2 separate regions of the Homo sapiens genome follow, and region 2 is linked to region 1. Evidence: read pairs that join two places in POLR2A ChIA-PET (ENCODE). Cell type or tissue: IMR-90. All regions are shown on one strand.

What was found. ChIA-PET counts read pairs that join two places held together with the same protein. Peaks named below come from ENCODE experiments on the same cell type or tissue, not always from the same donor. Only the 100,000 strongest peaks of a DNase experiment are listed, where the experiment ranks them.
Region 2: POLR2A ChIA-PET joins it to region 1 with 19 read pairs; 27 of 35 experiments call an interaction of 5 or more read pairs at or near these places.

The regions. Positions count from the first base shown.
Region 1 is chr5:140,575,856-140,578,355 of GRCh38, reverse strand. The region is part of intron 8 of LOC112267855; the gene reads left to right. Among named protein-coding and RNA genes, the nearest start is that of SLC35A4, 12 kb to the right of the region's middle. In IMR-90, no CTCF peak of the experiment used is centred here; no DNase peak of the experiment used is centred here; H3K27ac peaks cover 313 bases.
Region 2 is chr5:140,652,042-140,654,541 of GRCh38, reverse strand. It overlaps IK (IK cytokine), which reads right to left. Exons shown (of 20, transcript NM_006083.4): 4 at 2,395-2,454; 5 at 1,398-1,565; 6 at 490-604; 7 at 1-26. Among named protein-coding and RNA genes, the nearest start is that of MIR3655, 5.4 kb to the right of the region's middle. In IMR-90, no CTCF peak of the experiment used is centred here; no DNase peak of the experiment used is centred here.

The DNA of each region.
Region 1 (2,500 bases):
CTTATATAAAATGATGTGGGCCAGGCACAGTGGCTCATGCCTATAATTCCAGCCTTTGGGAGGCCAAAGCAGAAGGATTGCTTGAGCCCAGGAGTTTGAGACCAGGCTGGGCAACATAGTGAGATCTTATCACTACAAAAAAATAAAAATTAAAAAAGACTGCAAAAAATAATAATAATAGCTACTTGAGGGGCTGAAGCGATAGCTTCAGTCCAGGAGGTCAAGGCTTCAGTGAGCCATGATCACACCACTGCACTCCAGCCTGGGTAACAGAGCAAGACCTTGTCTAAAAAAAATACTAATACAAATAGCTGGGCGTGGTGGCTAACACCTGTAATCCCAGCACTTTGGGAGGCCAATGAGGGTGGATCACTTGGAGTCAGGAATTTGAGACCAGCCTGGCCAACATGGTGAAACCCCGTCTCTACTAAAAGTACGAAAATTAGCCTGGCACAGTGGCTCACGCCTGTAATCCCAGCACTTTGGGAGGCCAAAGCGGGTGGATCACCTGAGGTCAGGAGTTCGAGACCAGCTTGGCCAACATGGTGAAACCCCGTTATCTACTAAAAATATAAAAATAAGCTGGGTGTGGTGGCGGGCACCTGTAATCCCAGCTACTGGGGAGGCCAAGGCAGGAAAATTGCTTGAACCCTGGAGGTGGAGGTTGCAGTGAGCTGAGATCATGCCACTGCACTCCAGCCTGGGTGATGGAGCGAGACTCTATCTATAAAGGAAAACAACAACAACAACACACACACACAAAACTAATAAAAATAAAAAATAAAATGTTATAGTATTTGCACATATAACCTATGTACATCCTCCCACATACTTTAAATCATCTCTAGATTACTTATAATTCCTAATACAATGTAAATGTTATGTAAATTGTTATACTGTATTGTTTAGGGAATCATGACAATAAAAAGTCTGTACATGCTCAGTACAGACAAAACCATTTTTCTCCCAAATATTTCTGATTCATGCTTGCTTGAATCCACAGATGCAGAGCCTATGGATATAAAGGGCCAACTTTAAGTTATCCCATGGTTTCTGGGGATAAGTCTGTTTTTAGTCTTATTGAAGATCCATTGCACATAATAAGCTGCTTCTCTCTTGCTGTTTTCAAGATTCTCTCTTTATCTTTGTGGGTTTTTTTTTTTTTTGAAGACTGTATTCTTTGTATTCACTGAAGGCTTCATTTTGTTATTTTAGTAGTCAGCCAGTGACCTAACATAGAATTCCTTAAATGCCTGCGACTAAAAAAAAAGTTTTGTTTTGTTTTTTAAAAAGGAAGAAGAAAGAAACAAATAAAAAAAGAAACAAAAAGAATAAAGAAGAATACGAAAAAGAAAACAAAGGAAGGAAGGAAGGAAAAAAGAAAAAGAAAGAATTTTCTAGGTCTTTGCAGATTGGCTCTGTGTGGAGTCACTCCTAAGCTTAGCCAGGCAATTTACAGCTCTGTTTTAGCCTTCACTTCCTGCTTGTGCTGAGCCCAAAGACCAGACAGAGATGAAAGCTTATTGTCTTATTGGGCCTTTTCTGCACATGAGTCCTACCCTGGGTGTGCTTTCTGCTCTCTCTAGTACACATGGGAACTTTTTGAAGCCCTTATTCTCCCAAAAATATCACTTCCAAACTTTTCCCAGTCTTTCAGGGTATCAGTTGTTTGCCTCAACTGTTATTTTTGCTTCAGGCAGCAGTTCCTTGTTCTTTTGTTCTTTAGCAGTTTTCAGGGAACATCCTCTGTGTAGCTGCTCTGCCTTGAGAGAGTTCTGAGATTCGTGAAGCAAAGAGAATTCCCTTTCATCAGTTCTTCAAGGGAAATTCCAGACAGTCAAAAAAGATAAACACAATTCATTGGGATCAAGATCTTCTCTGCTCCCTCCCTAACCAGGAACCCCCACCAGAAATTTGGGCTGCTGTCTTCAAGATTAGCCCTGTGCTGGGGAGGGGTTGGAGCTAGGGTAAGTTAAAACACCACAGAGATCTCTTACCATATTTAAGTTGCCTTTCTCCTGGTTAAGCATTGGTTGCTGTAAACCTCTATCTTTCAGAGTTAAAATAAGGTTGTTTCTGGCTGTTTTTGCTAGGTGTTTCTGGGGATGAACGGACTCTTGGAGTTCCCTACTCTGCCATTTTCACTGATGTCATCTTCTTTTGCCCATTTTAAAATTGGGTTGTCTTTTTATTATTGAGTTGTAAGAGCTCTTTATATATTCTGGGTACAAGTCACTTGTCAGGTACACAATTTAAATTTTTTACCATGAGAATCTATTACTTCTTTTAAAAAAAAATTTTTTTTTTTTGAGACACACTCTCACTTTGTTGCCCAGGCTGGAAGGCAGTGGTGTGATCTTGGCTCACTGAAACCTCCACTCTCTGGGTTCAAGCAATTCTCCTGCCTCAGCCTCCCTAGTAGCTGGGATTACAGGCGTGTGCTACTACACCTGACTAATTTTTGTATTTTTAATAGAGATGGGGTTTCACCATATCAGCC
Region 2 (2,500 bases), 76 kb before region 1:
TCTTTGCTGGCAATCTCAGCTCGTACCTAACAGGAAAGCAAGCAGGGTTAGGACACTCATTTTATATATTTATTGAACATCCACTACACCACACTGTACCAGGAACTAAGAATATAATATTAAACATGACAGATATTGTTCTTACTCTAATGGAGCTTATAGCAGATGAGACAGACAAATTAAACAATTTCAACAAAGTACAATAACTGCTGTGGTAAATGAAACAGAAGGGCTATGCAAAGGTACAGGAAGCAGGAGGTGAAGGGAAGTGCTTAACCACACCTGGGTGATCAGGGAAGGTTTCTCCAAGGAAATAAAATTTGGCCTGATACTTGAAGGATGAGTAGCAATCAGCTTTTCAGAGGGGCCATCTTTAGCCCTTCTTCTACTCAGTCTGAACTCTCAGGAATCTCCCTCCTCATCTTGCCAGACCCATACAAGAGCATTCAGCACGACAGTATTACTCCCCACCTGACCACCAGGACTCACCTTTTGAAGCAGAGCAAAATCCAAGCCTTTCACCAAATGGGTGTGTTCCATGTCACCACCCAAGAATTTGGACTCCTGGATCAACTGTCTTCTCTTCTCTGCAGCTGATTTGTCCCTGTATAATGAAAGAGGCCACATAAGAACAGTACTGTCCAGGCGTGGTGGATCACGCCTGTAATCCCAGTACTCTGGGAGGTCAAGGCGGACAGATCACAAGGTCAGGAGTTTGAGACCAGCCTGGTGGATATGGTGAAACCCCATCTCTACTAAAAATACAAAAATTAGCTGGGCATGGTGGTGGGCGCCTGTAGTCCCAGCTACTCGGGAGGCTGAGGCAAGAGAATCGCCTGAACATGGGAGGCGGAGGCTGCAGTGAGCTGAGATCGCGCTACTGCACTCCAGCCTGGGCAACAAGAGCAAGACTCTGTCTCCAAAAAAAAAAAAAGGGGGTGGGGGAAAGGGGGTTGGGGGGCCAGGTGCGGTGGCTCACGCCTGTAATCCCAGCACTTCAGCAGGCCGAGGCGGGTGGATCATGAGGTCAGATCGAGACCAGCCTGGCTAACACGGTGAAACCCTGTCTCTACTAAAAATACAAAAAATTAGCCGGGCGTGGTGGCGGGCGCCTGTAGTCCCAGCTACTCGGGAGGCTGAGGCAGGAGAATGGCATGAACCTGGGAGGCGGAGCTTGCCATGAGCCAAGATCGTGCCACTGCAGTCCAGCCTGGGTGACAGAGCGAGACTCCATCTCAAAAAAAAAAAAAAAAAAGAACAGCCCTTTGTGGGTGGCAAATGCCTCTGAAATCGCTTATTGTAGGCTCCAGGGCAGGAAAGTAAGAGGAAGAGTTCACATTGTATTTGCATGACTCTCGGATGCTGAGGGAACCATGCCCTGTTCCCTCAGTACTCACGCCTCAGCAGTGGGGCCAACAGCCCTATAGTTAGCTGTGGTGCTGATAAGCTCGGTTTCTTCATAATCTTTGTTCACTCCATCTCTCCGTTCCTTGGCACGATCCCGGTACTTCTCTGCTAGCTCTCTCTCTCTCTCAATTTCTTGTTGGCGTAGCTTGGCATAATAACTGTGACCAGAGAAAGGCAAATGTATAAGGCTCATCAGCTGCTACCTCAAGGTCAACAGAACTGTTCCTGCTTGCTTCCCTACATCTCCAACCTACTCTCTATGGGGAAAAGCTCATGTCTGTCCTGATAGAACTGCTGGCCACCTCTTCGTAGTTACTCAAAATCAGAACTACAACTTCTTCCAGCTTATAGATATACTTTTCCAGTGCCAACTTGGGACACTCCATCTGTCACTTCAGAACTTTTTAATACCACCCAACTCTACCAATTCTCTATAGATATAAGACTTTTCCACACAAAAATCAGAAAATCTTCTGAATTTTTACCACCTTCTAAATTTCAGCTGAAAAGAACGTATTATTTGCTGGTCCACTCTCAGAATAAAGGAAAAGCCAAGTACCAGGTCCTGAAACTTTCGTATCATATAAATAACGATGATGATATAATAATGATGATGGCCGTCAAGATTTATTGGGTGGTTACCATATGCCAGGCATTGGTGCTAAATGCCTACATGTACTTTCACAGCTGATCCTCATGACATCCTGATAAAAGTTATTATTGCTACTGTATCTCCATTCTATCTGTGGATTAGAGAGGCTAAGCAAATGTCTAGGTTATCCACCAAGAAACTAGCGAAGATGAGATTAAAATATAGATAGGCCTATTCCAAAGCCCTCTACTGCCACTCTAAGTATCACTCTGTTTCATTAAGAAAGTAGAGAGCCTCAAGACAAAATCTTAGTTTCTAGCTTCATAATTAGCCCCTACTTCTTTCCCCTAAACACTATCCACCTTAAAATCTAAAACCCTTCACCCTTCCTTCACCTTTTCTTTTTCCTCCTTCGTGCAGCTGGGTCTTCATCCTCATTGTACTCCCTTGGCATCCTAGAAGAGACGAGAAATTCACTGATAGCAAAATATTGCCACAGCC